2 separate regions of the Homo sapiens genome follow, and region 1 is linked to region 2. A link is a loop called in an ENCODE intact Hi-C map of the cell type or tissue named here. Cell type or tissue: sigmoid colon. All regions are shown on one strand. Region 1 overlaps DNAJC13 (DnaJ heat shock protein family (Hsp40) member C13). Region 2 overlaps NPHP3 (nephrocystin 3).

Region 1 (8,000 bases), 180 kb after region 2:
TTAGCCACCAGGGAAATGCAGATCGAAACCATGATGTAACACATCATACCTACTAGGATGGTTGTAATAAAAGATATAACAAGCGTTAGAGAAGAAGATGATAAATACATTGCTAGGGGAATGGAAAATGGTAGAGCTACTTTGGAAAACAATCTGACAATTCCTCAAAAGGTTTAACATAATGTTACCATATGACCCAGAAATTTCACTCCTAACAAAAACACATGTCCACACAAAAACCTGTACACAAATGTTCACAGTAGTGTAATTTAGCAGAGCCAAAAAATAGAAACAATCCATGTGTCCATTGAGATAAATGGATACCAAAACACAGAATACTATTTGGCAATAAAAATAAATTTACTAACACTTGCTACAACATAGATGAAAACAACGGAAGCCAGTCACAAAAGACCATACATAGTATGATTCCATTTATATACAATGCCCAGCATTCGGCAAATCTATCCAGAAGGAAATAGATCAGTGGTTGTCAGGTGCTAGGGGAAAGGAAGAATGGACAGTGACTGCTAATAGAAATAGGGTTTCTTTTTGGGTTGATGAAAGTCAAACCTAAAATTGATTATGATCGCTCAATCTGTGAATATACTAAAAACCACTGAATTGTACACTAGATATGTGTGAACTGTATGGTATGTCAATGATATTAATATCTCAAGAAAACTGTTACCAAAAAGGAAAAAAAAATTTGGCCAGACACACTGGCTCACCCTGCAATTCCAGCACTTTTGGAGGCCAAGGCGGGTGGATCACATGAGCTCAGGAGTTTGAGACCAGCCTGGGCAACATGGCCAAACCTTTCCACCTCTACAAAAAAATACAAAAATTAGCCAGGTGTGGTGGTGCGTGCCTGTAGTGCCAGCTACTTGGGAGGCTGAGATGGGAGGATGGCTTGAGTCTGGGAGACAGAGGCTGCAGTGAGCTAAGATTGCACCACTGCACTTTCAGCCTGGGCAACAGAGCCAGACCTTGTCTCAAAAACAAAAAAATTTACCGACCCCGGTTCTAGAATCTCTTGCAATTAAGGTGTTGATACTTGTGTTTTGTCTATACAGAAAGTTTAAGTGTAAAAACAGTCAGCTTGATAAAATTTGTCCCTCACGTATTTCAAAGGTCAGAAATATAACCAAAGAGCTCAGTCAATTCCAGTACATACTTAAGCGTCTAAAACACTATTGACGAGTTAATGGGTGCAGCACGCCAACATGGCACATGTATACATATGTAACAAACCTGCACGTTGTGCACATGTATCCTAAAACTTAAAGTATAATAATAAATAAAAAAAATTAATAAAGAAAAAATAACTAATATTAGATATTACAGTTATGTGCTACCTAGCTCTAGCTTTAAGGAAATTCAATATTAACTATTTTATAGACCCTCCTGTAGGCTTCCAAATGTAATCTTGCTTGTCTCATCAACCCTGCAGAAGACTATTAACTTATTACTAAAGTAAAACTGTTTCAGGTCCTATGACAGATTCTCAATACCTAGACTGAGAGATCGAGCAAGAAAACAACTGAATCCAATTTGTTTTATTAATGTAAAAAGTGTTTAATTAGCCTCGGACTTTTTTTTTCAAACTGAACTTTACATGGAGGCACAATGTGTACAAAGGAAGCCACCCTGGCTTTAGATAGAGGTAGGGGATCTTAGCCTCCTCCTTACCCAAAGTGCCTTTGTGGACTTGCTTGAATAATGATCCCTAAATATCAGTCCGAATAGGCTTCAAAAGAATCACTTTGGAAGCATGTTAAGAATGGAGACTCCTGGGCCCCACCCTAGATCTACTGAATCAAACTCTGAAAGTAGGACTCCTGAGCCTTTATTTCATGTTCTCCCTATGACTAAGGGGCTGCTTTGTGGGCAGGCACAGAGGACTCTTCAGTGAGTACTACTTGTGAAACTGACTTAGTAACAAAATAAAGGGACATTGATACCACTTGCACCTGAATGAAATTCTATTCAGAACTATTGTTTTAACAGGTATCCTGCTCTCCAAACTGGACCATGGATCCAGAGATCATCCGGTTATCTCCAGATTTGGAATAAAAGATCTCCCTGCAGAGTTGGAAGCCAGAAGTGTTGTTACACTCATGCCCCTATATGAATTCACTGCTGAGGGTGGCATGTCCTTAATAATTCAGGTGTGGAATGTAAAATACACAAACCACCATCTCCTTCACTAGTTATTTCCACAGGCCAATCCTTGTAGTGTGAAAGTCTAACCTATCTTCTGTCATAGTCTTGATATACTTTTTGTTCCCTCTTCGAGGGAGATGAACAGTGTATCTTAATCCAAACATTCTCTTAAGACTTTTCAATTCCAGTACAGCCTGCCCTGACTCTAGTTTTCTCAAACAGTAATACATAGGAACAATTCCCGGAATGTGAATTTTCCAACTTTCACATCACCTCATTTCCTTATCCTCACCATCTCAGATTTCAGTAAACTTCTTGAAATCAGTATCAAAGTAACAATGCTTTAATAATTAATTTCCTTTCAAGAACTTATTTTGTGCCTACCTTTGGACCTATCAGTTTATCTGCTGTCATTTTGGCAAAAAGTTCTGCTGTTTGGGCTCGAACCTGTGGATGTGTTGAATTGCAGAACATATCCAGTAAATAGATCAAAGCACCTATGAAGGAAAAAGATAATTAGTGCTTATAAAGAATTTGACTTTTCTAATCAGAATTCATTTTCAACCATATTTCAACTGAATGTAGTTTTTAAAAACTGTAAACATTCCAAAGCATTCTTCTAGTTTATCAGGCTGTAAAATGCAGCTCAAAATAAGCTTCATTATATTGCACATGACTAGCTAAGAAAGCACTCTATACATTACCCTTTGCCATTGCTTCTTTGATTATTTTTGTACTCGATGTCAAAGCATAAAGAGTTTCCAGAACAAGCTGACGACCTGCAGAGTAAAAGACATTTCAAGGAATGCATCATCAGGTTAGCTTATATTTACTTGGCACCAGCTCTGTGCCAGGCACTTAACTAGATGTTCTACACAGGATGTCATATTTAATCCTCATAATAACCAGTGAGACAGGTATTTTCATGGCCATGTTATGAGTGAGGAAGCTGATGCCCAGTTTAACCGGCCCAAGGTCTCACAGCTAATAAGTGGTATAGTTGAGTTTTGTATGCAGGTCTGCCTCCAAAGTCCATATTCATAACCACTATAAAACCCTGTCTTCCTACCTCATTGTGCACTGCACATCCAAAAATCTGATTTCCTGACACCCAGAGGACACTCTAATCAGGCATCTAAGATTTTTACCTGGTGCTACTGTCTTGAGGGAAAAAGTAGGAAGTAGCAGTTGTAAGACCGGGTTCCATTCTAAGACATAATTGCATCCTTCTGGACAAAGCCTGTGTGCCTCTCACCCAGTCACTACCATATTATATGCAAGTATAGGTTACTGGACTTAACTCTTCTAGAGTCAAATGGGAATGACAGACAGGTTGCCAAAGGAATAAAGTGTTGGCAAATAAGGTAGAGGCTGCAAAGTATTAGGCTGAGATGAAAACAACAAGAACAGTAACAATGTACCTTAGCAAACAGTGTAAGATAATTTAGTCTGAAGTCTTAATGATAGAGAGTAGGCTAAAATATCTGGATGCCAGCTATTTTCCCTGTAAGACTAAAATATTGACTGGACTATATAAGTATAAAGTTACACTTTTAAAAATTATGAGTTCCATAACATCCTTTACTTCACCAACCAGTTTAGTTTTACATTGTTTGAAGTCTCACAAAGCTACTGAAAACCAAGAAAAAAGAAAAACCAACTAAGGTTGCAGGTATGATAAAAACAATCTGCAAATGACTTTACAAAGCTGCCATTTTAAAGACCTGTTTCAAGCATATCATGTATTGAAAAAAAAAAATTTCCATGGAAATTCAACTCAATTTACCAAACATAAACACCAAACATAAGCAAGCCACTGGTATATAAGATGAACGACACGGTTCCTTCTCTTAAGGAGGTGGACAGACATGAATTCTAGATTAATGTGACTTCAAAGGGATTGGCAAAGCCAACTAAGCAATGTATTCTGGTTATTGCTGAGTTTGAAGTTATATTGTAATTGCCTACAAACTCAATATTCCTGCCTTTGAAAAGCAATCTCAGGGTTGGTTTTAGCACAACTATAAACTATTAGACTAGGTAATTATATAGATTAGGGCAGGCTGTGTTCAGGAAATAAGGTTGATATATTTTTTAAACCACCTTGGTATTTTATCTTATTAATATCAAATCAGCAAAAGACAAAGTACACAGATTTGAACACTAAGCTGAATACAAGGCCATCTGTATCTTAAGCATGTTTTCTATCATCCAAGATTACTTATGTTTAGTAAACCATGAAATATTAGTTAATTCTCAATTACCCATGTGTAGATCTCAACAAACTGAAAATCCCAGGTTATTTTCCTTTGGTTTTGGACCTCTCTCACCCCCAACTTTCAACTTTTGACATAGGAAATGCAAGACAGTAACGTATGTAAAACATTATTAGGAAGACAAATCTAGTGTAAATAACACTTTAAAACTAAACATAGATGACATTTGTTTGAGGTTTTGTATCAACTATGCAACAACTCCTTTCCATGGGCTAATCTTGCTGTGGTTTCCAAAATTCCATCTGTATACATACTTGATGGCAATGAATGTAGAAGAGCCAATAAACTGGACAAAACCATTGATTCAGCAATATTGTTGACACAGTCTTGGTTAGATGTCACTATATTCACAACCTGAAAATTAATCAACAGGATAGTAAAAGTTTCAGAAATAATTTTGAACCTAAATCAAATTAGGTCATATAGACTGTACAAGTGAGACAAATGTTTGGGGGATGAAACATTTAGTTTTTAGATAAGAGTTTAATTTTAAAAGATTGCCTTTATTAATCTCTTTGGAAATAATACCTTGAGGTTTCTAAGAAGCCTTCAATCCTATACCCATACATGCTCCAGAACTAAGGTATATACTATAGTGTTTTCCAATTACAGAGTTTGGATAGGGGCTGGTGATTAGGAAAATAATGATTCTCACTACTGGGACTCTTACTTTTAGAGGAAAAAAGCAAATGTCTTCAGTACCCTGCACAATAGATTGGGGTTATGTTTCTATTATAAAGAAATAGGTATGTTTTTCTTTCAGAAAGGATGACCACTCACATCTTTGAGAGTATACATCTAAACATCATTGGTCAGCGTCTCAGTGCAACATATCCTACATTTAATGACGTTTATTTAAAAAGTTACAAGATGCTTGAAGGAATTAAGTAGGAAAACATGTTTTTCGATTTAAATAACTTGCTTGTTAAGCTCTTTGACCAATTTAAAGTTTTTTTATTCTATTAAAAATCTGTTTTAAGCCAAAATGTTATCTAAGAACATGTTACACAAATTATTCATAAACCATCTATATACCTGTTACTGCAGGGTTGCATTTGGTGTTCTTTGCAATAAACTGTGTGTCACAAAGAGCAAGATCTCAGAAATAATCCTGGGAAGTCTCGGTTGCCTGGGCAAAGAACTACTTGTGACTAGGGACTTCTTGCTTCTCTCAGAAGAAAAGGCTACATCTAAACAGCATCCTATGGGACCAGTGGCTTCAATATCCTGAACAAGGGGACTCCAACTTCTCTTGGACTCTTAAGACCCATGGGTTCTGGCAGTTGGCCTTTTTAGGCAACTCCTATAACAGCAGCATACCCAGGTGTCTGTCTGTAACCCTCACAGAAAAGGTAGCTCTTGTACTAGATTTGTAAGAAGGGAGTTTCAACTGCGGGGGAGGGACAAGGATCACTCCTCTGAAATGCAAACCCACAGTATGTAGCCAACAGATATGGCCTCAGTATGTCTCTCCATAGGAACACAGCAATCAGAAACCCTCTATCATCTTCTTGCTGATGTGTGGCTTCTAAGCTTCCCCAGTAAAGCCCATTCTTAACTCATACCTGACACTGTACAACACTATCCCAAGCCCTAACGCATAACAGAAAGAGAACCACTTAGAACGACATTGTGCAATTGTGCAATATTCACTCTTCAAATTGAGCATGTTAATTCAAATTTCAAAAAATATTGATGTGTCTTAATAGGCAAAATGATGCAACAAAAAAGCACACTTCAACTTCAGACAATGACTGATAGAGACTCAAATTACACATGGTAAGTGGTAGGAAAGGCAACACGCTTTAGTACAAAACGCTTTTACCTCTAAAGCCAACTGCTGCACTTGACCAGCTCCATGAACTCGGAGAAGAGAAAATATCAACTTAAAGTGCCCAATGCATTCACTCTCAGAACCTAGAGAATAAGAATAAAATGGTTTACTTCCAGGAGATGTTTGAAATTATTTAACTTCAGAAAACCGATATACACTGTTGTTTACTGTCAATTTTAAGTCTCTGATAACTGGTTCTAAACATCTGTGACATGAAGTAAGTGGAGGACCTCTAAGGAACAATAAGTCTTAAAAGGCAAAATGTAAGGTGTTAGAGCTTTTTAGGTTTACTTTGTTTTCATTCCCATCCCCACCCCTAACCCTCAGGCTAAGACCTTTATCAAATAAACAATCCAAATATAGCTCAAAAATCTAAAGTGTAAGGTAGTAATTTCACTCTACCTCTAGACCTTAGGGTTACCCCCCTCAACCTAATTATATTCTGGGAGACTCTGACATGATTTGGCTTTTAAATAAGACTAGGTTAGAACTCTGCCACTTAACTATAATACAAACAAACTGGTATGAATATACAAAGCACTCCTTGTGAAAATACATAAAATGAAATGGTATTTCCATTCCTACCCACCTCAAATCCTAATCCCATATATTTACTTCCGTTTTGTTCAGCATATTCTTCCTCTTCTATATGGTAGTAAAACATACAGTGTAATTTCTTATCTTTTGAGGATTCTTAAGATAGCTCAGTAAGACTCCTTCAACTTAAAGAGTCTGAGAATATTCTATAAATATGTTGCTTTTAAATTCATTTTCAAACCACTTATTGATAGGGAATAACTGTCAAATACATCAATGACACACAAACCATACTTCTAAATTACGAGAGAGTTAATTCTAATAAACTTGATGGATATTATCAGAAGGATTTCTGCACAGGCCTTTCTTCAACTCTTTACAAGTTCCAAATCAATAGTCTGCTCTGCTACAATTTCTTTGTACCTAACATACCACTAGTAATATTCGACACTTTGACAACTCCAAATAAAAGACAAGTTTTCTTCAGATTTTATAACACTGTCTTTAATAACATCCCAATGTACATCTTGTAAATGCGTAATTTTCCCAATATTTAATTACTGTTATTTTATTTAAATAACTTTTTGGCAATAACCCAAAAGTCAGAATTTTAACAGTACTTTAATACATACTAAGAAGAGTAAAAATGTACTTGAAAGGTAATGTTCAATGTTATTTTAAAAGATCGAGTAATTTAAATTGAATTTGTATCATTTTAGGTTTATGTTCTATATTTATTATCTAAGTTAGAGTTGAGAGAAGCTGTTACATTTTCACTCATCCATCTCCCTGGAGTCAGGCTAGAGTAATGTTTTTGGAAATGTCCTCTTAAAGATGATTAAGAGTAGGAACTCTCATATCTTTATTTCAATTTTTATACACCAAAAACTTCAGGCAATTTTTGAAAAACATCAGTGCCCATATGCACATGGCACTGGTTAGGGACCAGAAAGGAGGCAAAAATTAGATCACTTATTATTAAATAAATCTAATTCAAGCACTTATACTTGATATGTTAACTTAAGACATCAATGTGAAATTTTATACTATCAAACTATTCTGCCTTTTCAACTCATTTAGACACATGTTCTCATAAAGACATGAATTTTTCTAAACATAGTGCCTTGACCTCTCTCCCCAGCTTAACTTTTATTGTAAAACTATTACAGGGTCAATTCCCTGTAATG
Region 2 (8,000 bases):
GACCAGCCTGGCCAACAGTGAAACCCCGCCTCTACTAGAAATATAAAAAATTAGCCAGGCGTGGTGGTGGGCGCCTGTAATCCTAGCTACTTGGGAGGCTGAGACAGGAGAATCACTTGAACCTGGGAGGCAGAGGTTGCAGTGAGCCGAGATGGCACTACTGCACACCAGCCTAGGCAACAGTACGAGACTCTGCCTCAAAAAAAAAAAAAAGTAGAGCAATTGGATCCCATGGAGCAGTGTTTCTCAACCTGTTTTTGCTCCTATAAGGAGCCATTTTAGACATTTTATTTGTAATTGCCTCCCCCAAGAAATTTTAATACCACACACATATTGTATATCAGCTTGTGTATATAGATATATGTGTCTATGTGTACTTTATACATAAAAAGAGTAAGTTTTTTCACTCCCCCACAAATGCAATTTTCAGTACCATATCAAGAATGTATATTGTAATAGTTAAATTTCAGTTGCATTACAAGTGCTTGTGGACAATAATTGTGTCTGATGCCACTCCTCATAGATACTCATACCTATGCTTAGTTTTACTGATAGTATGGAACATAGAACTAGAAATGTTTTACCATGTAACTATCTAATGTATATACTGTTTATTTTATAACACTGTTTGTTGTGATTCATTGCTCAAAGTAATGATACACATATTAGAATAAGATATATTAATTACTTAATATGATTAATAGACATTAGTTTTGCTTATTTTACAAAAGCAGTATAAAGTGTTAATTCCTGTGGTGGATTTTAAATTGTGTTATGGGTAATTACAGTTCTTGTTGTATTATTAAAATTTCATTTTTCTTTTCTTTACATAAAAGGTTGTGGCCTACACTTCATCTTGATCCCTTAAGTCCAAAAGATGCAAAATCTATTATAATTGCAGAATGCCACTCTGTAGACATTAAATTGAGTAAAGAGCAGGTGTGTATTTTTCATTTTGATGCAATCTTTTACTCTCTCATCTTTCCTATGAAACATCTTATGTGAGACTTAAAATTCAATATAGGGGATCTGTTATAAGGAAAACTGGAGTTTAGTAATTACTTTGGTAAATGTATTGCCTCTTAAACTAATGACAGGTAGAAAAGAAGCAATAAAAAGATTTTGGTCTTAAGGTTGACTTTAGTATATAATATTAAGCAGGTATTTTAAAAGCAAAAGAGCATTTTCATACTGGCCATATCTGTGGTCTGCAGTTGGAAGGCTGCCCACAGCCGAGGAGCCACCACTGCATGTTGTGATGTCACGGATGGCAGCAATAGTGTTATTTCTGTCGGGGTACTTGTTGATGGCTGGGTAGTAAAGACCGCTTAATTCCAGGGTGGTTTTTGTATTTCTGTTTTGTTTTTCTTGGTAAACTGGTGCAGGAGAAGAAGCTAGAACGACACTGTCGTTCTGCTACAACCTGCAATGCCCTTTATGTCACCCTTTTCGGCAAAATGATCGCGCGGTGAGTGGTGATTATTTTACATGATCTTCTGCATGTTTTGTGTTTGCTGCAGACCCTTTCTCACCCTGCAAAACTGAGAACTGATCACTACACCAGTCTGTTGAGCCACTCAGATTTTATTTGAATAGTGATACTAACATTTGTGAGAACATGGCTTACAGGTGCCTACTGTCCATGATTGTCAGAACTTGATAGATTTGTCTAATTTTCTTCACACTAATCTGTTCCCTATTGGAGGTTGCAAAAGAAAGCCATCCTCACCCTCATTTGTGGCCCCTAGCTTTGGGAAAGTGAAGGAAACAACTGAGGGTTACAATATTATTTCAGGTATCTTTGAATATCAGGAGGTAGATATATGGATATGAATTTTTAATTGTCTCTGTTCTCAAGTCCTGATAAACTTTTTAATTATAAAAATAGTTCTATTTTAGATATCCATTAGTAATCTGCCTTTAGATAAGCATTAGAGTATCACTACTTTTATTTCCTCAGTATAGCTTTACCCTATTCTATCTATTCTCAACCGTTAGAATGTTTTACTACTTTTATTTCTTCTTCAGTATAGCATCACTCTACTTTGTCTTTTCTCAATCTGAGGTAAAAAAAAAAAAGATTAATACATTTTTTGTTATTCATTGCAATAGATGGCAATTCTAGCACACATATTTCCAGACACCGAATCTAGTACTTCTTGTCTCTTTATTCCATGTTCTCATCTTGAGAACCAAATTTGAAATAAAAAAATCTTCTGAAACTTTACATTGCCCATGATATTTCATCTTTGTTTTTGTTTTTGAGACAGTGTCTCACTCTCTGTTGCCCAGGCTGGAGAGCAGAGGCTTGATCTCGGCTCACTGTAACTTCTGCCTCCCAGACTCAAGCGATCCTCCCACCTCAGCCTCTTGAGTAGCTGGGACTACAAGAGCACACCACCATGCCTGGCTTATTTTTGTATTTTTAGTATAAGCGGGGTTTTGCCATGATTGCCAGGCTGGTCTTGAACTCCTGGGCTCAAGCAATCCACCTGCTTAGCCTCCCAAAGTGCTGGGATTACAGCATGTGAGCCACTGTACCCAGCCTGCCTGTGATATTTCCACTGTCCTTTTCCACTGTTAGTTGTAGCAACACATCTGGCCTCTGTGAACATCAGTGATACAATGAGTATGATTCAAGAGTGTGAGTAATTTTTCATACATTTAATAATGTTCATTGAAAGTATTTTACTGTTTTTATTTTTGAAAGTACCTATTTTAAAGAGACTATGGACCCTTTGTTTTTTCTCTTTGTACATCTTTATATTATTTTTAAAAACTGGTAAATATTGTGTAATCTTTTAAAACATACCCCCCTATTTAATGATTTTCTTTAGCCTTGTGTTTTCAAAATTCTGGCTCCACACAAATTTAATTTGCATGGCTAACTAACAATACTTATCATCGTTTCCCTGCTTCCTGTATGTAGGTGGCATGCTTCTGGATAATAAGAACCGTGTCTGACTCATTTTTATGTTCCATAATGCATAGTAATTGCTTAACAAATAATAGATTTCAGCATGTTTATTGCACTGAATTAAATTATATATAGTAAAATAAACCCAATGACTCTAGCAGCCCCATAAAACTACCACTTTCCTTTATCATGTTTTATTGAATTTGTTATTGGTTGCAGTACAAAAAATAGAGTTCACGTTGTTTTTAATCGATCTCAAAATTTTCACAGATGTTGGCAATCTGTAAGAAATTAAATCTCTTCTCGATTCCAACAGTGCTGGGAGAGCAGGCAATTTAGATAAAATCCTTCATCAGTGTTTCCAGTGTCAAGATACTCTTTCATTATATAGACTTGTTCTGCACTCTATCCGGGAGTCCATGGCAAATGATGTGGATAAAGAGCTAATGAAGCAGGTAGAATGTAATAAACTTATAAAAAGGAATGTTAGTTTGCTTTGTGTGTGTGTGAATGGAAATAAATAACAATTCTTTTAAAATTTGTGCTTAAATATGTTTCAGGCATATGCAGGAATGCTGATAGCCATAGTGTGCTTGTGGAAATTTGTGTTTACCTGATTATCATTGAGATTTATCATCTTTTCATGTTATTGGCTATCCTTTTTTTCTGAATTGCTGGTTCAGGTCTTTACCCATTTTTTAATTGGGTCATTTGTCTTTTCCTTATCGATCTGTAGGTGTCTTAAATGTTCTGCATACTGAAAACAAATCCTTTATTAGAAAATTTGCAAATAAATGTCTTTTTCCTGTTTGTTTCTTGTCTTTTAACTGTATGGTATCATTCATTATGTTTCATTCATTATACAAAGCTTTGTTTCATATATATATGTGTGTGTGTGTGTAAACACACACACACACACACACACATAATTTCCTTCAAAAAGTTTTATAGTTTTTTCTTCGTGTGTGAAGTCCTTAACTCTTGTTGATATCTTTTTGTTTATTGTGTGAGGAAGGATTCTATTTTTTAATCCTCTGTCATATGGATAATTAATTGTTCTTTTTACTAAATAATACATCTCTTCTGCTCATTTGCAATGCCAACTGACAAATATCAAGCTCACAAATAAATGTGGGTCTGTTTCTAGGCTCTTCTGTTCTGATTTTGCCTATTATTTGCCAGTACCATACTGCTTAGTTGTTAGAACTTTAAAGTAAGCTTTGGTAGTTACTTGGGTAAACCTCCTTTTATTATTATCCTTCACAATTGCCTTGTCTAATTTTCCATATATATATTTTTAGAATTAAGTGCTATGTAATTAAAATAACATTGTAGTTTTTTGTTGATGTATTCAATTTTGGTTTTTGAAAATATATATCTAGCAACCTCATTTTTTTTTTTTTTTTCCCGAGACAGAGTCTCGCCTTGTCGCCCAGGCTAGAGTGCGGTGGCGCGATCTCGGCTCACTGCAAGCTCCGCCTCCCGGGTTCAAGCAATTCTCCTGCCTCGGCCTCCCGAGTAGCTGGGACTACAGGCACCCACGACCACGCCCAGCTTATTTTTTGTATTTTTAGTAGAGATGGGGTTTCACCGTGATAGCCAGGATGGTCTCGATCTCCTGGCCTCGTGATCTGCCCACTTTGGCCTCCCAAAGTGCTGGAATTACAGGCGTGAGCCACTGCGCCCTGCCGAACCTGGATCTATTTTTATGTTAACTTTTCAGCTTGGTGGTTCCCAGGGTTTGGACTTCTCAGCCCACTCCAAGCCCACAAGCTTCCTCGTATTCTCTCCACGTCTGTGGGCTAATGTTTTTCTCATGCACCCCTTCACTGAGGGTGAAGGTCCTTCAAAGCCCTTCAAAGATCCTGGTGTTGACAAGAAATCTAATTCTACCTCCTTGCCTCACACAGCTTAAGGGCTCACCTTCCATCCCACTGTGGCTGTGAAAACCTGAGCTCTTACTGGGGGATGCTGCCTGTCCTCTAGCTCCACTGCCCCCATAGCCAGCAGTTCCAGCCCTTTACACTCTGACTTCAATTTCCTATTCATTTTTGGCAGTTGGAGGATTTCCCTTTATTTATCTAAAAACTGTGCTTTTAGAAATGTGTCTGATATTCATACGTGTTTATAATAGGAGGGCTATTTTCTTCCACTGTCTTCCTGGAATTGGAATTCTGCCATTAATTATAATAATACATTTTATGCAGTTTTAATTTTCACTGTACTTTTTTCTGTAAGAGTGTTATCTTTGGTGTGCTAGATTTTATATATACACTATCTTAATCTTCATTAATGTCTTTTGGACAGTGTGTTTTAATAAATCTGTTTCTTGATTTATTAAATCATTTGAATTATAAGTTTTGGTAAAAAGAAATAGCCTTAAAAGAATTATGGAACTTTTAATGGCCGTTAGTTACTTATACAGGTGCTTTATGATTACTGTTAATTTGTTTTTCTACCTAGATCCTCTGCCTTGTCAATGTTAGTCACAATGGTGTGAGTGAATCAGAACTGATGGAACTCTATCCTGAGATGTCCTGGACTTTCTTGACCTCCCTTATTCACAGTTTATACAAAATGTGTTTGTTGACTTATGGATGTGGCTTGCTTAGGTTTCAACATCTGCAGGTAATGTTATTTTAGGCATCTTTTTATTTATTTATTTAAGAAACAGGGTCTTCTCTGTCACCCAGGCTGGAGTGCAGTGGCAAGATTATTTCTGCCAAAGGAATAAATTCTAAAGATCTGCTATACAACATTGTCCCTATAGTTAACAATACTGTAGTACACTTAAAAATTTATTAAGAGGGTAGATCTCACGTTAAGTGGTCTTACCACAATACAATTTTTAAAATTAAAAAATAAGTCAGACACAAAAGATCAAAAAAAGTTTCTTAAAGGTAGTTTATTTCTTGAAGAGAAAAAAAGTCTTTTTCAATTATGTTTCATTGAATTGCGGTATTATTATACAGTCATGCATTGCTTAACAATGGGGATATGTTCTGAGAAACACATCATTAGGTGATTGTATCATTGTGTGAGCATTGTAGAGCGTACTTACACAAATCTAGATGGTACAGCCTACCACACATGGAGGCTATATGGTATGGCCTATTGCTCCCAGGCTACAAACCTGCACAGCATATTACTGTACTGAATACTGTGTGTAACTGTAAGTATTTGTGTATCTAAATACAGAAAAGTTACAGTAAAAATGTGGTATGAAAGTTTTAAAACGGTATGCCTGTATAGGGCAGCTTCATTATAATTTTATAGGATCATCATCATGTATGCAGTTTGTTGTTGACCAAAACATTGTTATGTGCACATGACTGTATATGTATTAAGAGTTTGGACTCTGTAAGCCAGTCAGCCTCCTTTTCATGGATTAATGCCTATCTAAACTTGGGCAAGATCTAAGCCCCAGGCGGACTTTGGCAGTTTATGAAAGGGGTTGTGAAGCAAATTAATTGAGGTCGTTCTTGGTCCTTGTGAGGTACTAGAAAGATGTTTAGCACATAGAAGTAAATCTTTAGGAAGTTTTGGCTAAAATAATTCCTATCATCTGCAATGCCATGGTTGATTTATATATATATACAATTGTAAATGAAGTCTTACATTTGAGTATGCTGTATCATATTTGTAGATGTGAAATGTTTGCAATTTCACAGCCTTTTTCCTTTCTTTATTGTGTATTGTTTGAATATAATTTATTCTTTTTAGTAACTTTTCATTCCACACTTCTGAGATTTTTAATGTATTAACTAAAGTTTGAATTAAATTGTGTTTTGAGCTTATAAATATTAGTACAGAAATTTTTATTCTAGTAACAGTTTATCAAATAAATATGTCCTAAATTTAAAAACATTTAAGTGACATTTCTATTATACAGCTATAAAATAGGAATAATTATAAATTCTTTTTTGCAAATCTCTTGTTAGATGTACAGTGACTTACGTGAAATAGAACTCAGTATTTCTTCTTTTTCTCCCTAGGCTTGGGAAACAGTGAGATTGGAGTACCTGGAAGGCCCCACTGTTACTTCTTCATACAGGCAAAAGCTAATCAACTATTTCACCTTGCAGCTAAGGTATTGTAAATGTTCCTGTTGTTCTTCTGTAACTTCTGCAACACACTACCTTTGTGTCCTTATTTCTGTTTCTTAGCTTACAACTTAAAGTACAAAAACTTAATTATTACAAAAAAGATTAAATCCTCTCCCTATTCTGTTAATGTCAAAAGAGCAAAAGATGATTTTGTCTTTTAATATTATGCTAAAAGTTTAAACAAGGAAAATCAATGTAGGATCATTTTATTATTTTTATTTTATTCCAATAGTTTGTGTCCATGTATCTGTATGTGTATATACGGGTCCATTGAGTGTTTTTTTAAATAGTTCAATTTTAGGAAAATACTTTTAGAGTTTGGTTGATGGTTCTGCATATCACTGAATTTATTTTCTTAGATTGGTAAAGTCTCTGATTTTGACCTAACTTTTTTAGTATTAAATTATACTTAAAGAATCAGAGATATATGTTAAATATTTTTCTTCCTTTGACATTTGCCTGAAGCCTTTTTGAAGCAGTCTCATTGTAGGAAGATATTGAATATTGTCTCCTCTCTTTTGATAGTCAGGACAGAGTGACTTGGAGAAGTGCAGATGAACTCCCGTGGCTTTTTCAGCAGCAGGGAAGTAAACAGAAGCTGCATGATTGCCTTCTTAATCTCTTTGTGTCTCAAAACCTTTATAAAAGGTAAGAAACATTATAGAACATCTTTCCCCAGAAAGAGAGATTTAAAGTTGTTCAGTTTAACAAAGAAAAAATGGTATTTTTAATTTAAAAATTAGTCTAAGTATCTGAAATACAAATAGTGTAGGAGAAATCTTGAGACAATTTACAAATCTCTATTAGATCTGCTTTTCCCAAGAGGAAAACATAGAGTACTGCTGCTTTATGAAATCAGAGCTGGAATGATTTCGGTTCAACTTTTTATCTTATGCTTACATTTAAGCATGTCTAAATTTAAACCACTCAGAGAGGTGGTTCGTAATGTCTGCTTCTTTGGGCCTTCAGATATCTGA

Evidence for each region. Peaks named below come from ENCODE experiments on the same cell type or tissue, not always from the same donor. Only the 100,000 strongest peaks of a DNase experiment are listed, where the experiment ranks them.
Region 1: a loop joins it to region 2, with 2.8 times the contacts of the local background. A loop is called at or near these places in 9 of 110 quality-filtered maps.

The regions. Positions count from the first base shown.
Region 1 is chr3:132,511,367-132,519,366 of GRCh38, reverse strand. It overlaps DNAJC13 (DnaJ heat shock protein family (Hsp40) member C13), which reads right to left. Exons shown (of 56, transcript NM_015268.4): 45 at 6,268-6,359; 46 at 4,697-4,796; 47 at 2,871-2,945; 48 at 2,551-2,663. Among named protein-coding and RNA genes, the nearest start is that of ACKR4, 82 kb to the left of the region's middle. In sigmoid colon, no CTCF peak of the experiment used is centred here; no DNase peak of the experiment used is centred here.
Region 2 is chr3:132,690,199-132,698,198 of GRCh38, reverse strand. NPHP3 (nephrocystin 3) reads left to right here. Exons shown (of 27, transcript NM_153240.5): 14 at 837-939; 15 at 1,386-1,468; 16 at 3,234-3,372; 17 at 5,381-5,545; 18 at 6,913-7,007; 19 at 7,549-7,671. NPHP3-ACAD11 (NPHP3-ACAD11 readthrough (NMD candidate)) reads left to right here. Exons shown (of 45, transcript NR_037804.1): 13 at 837-939; 14 at 1,386-1,468; 15 at 3,234-3,372; 16 at 5,381-5,545; 17 at 6,913-7,007; 18 at 7,549-7,671. Among named protein-coding and RNA genes, the nearest start is that of NPHP3-AS1, 28 kb to the left of the region's middle. RefSeq lists enhancers at 4,169-4,668, 4,669-5,170. In sigmoid colon, no CTCF peak of the experiment used is centred here; no DNase peak of the experiment used is centred here; H3K27ac peaks cover 326 bases.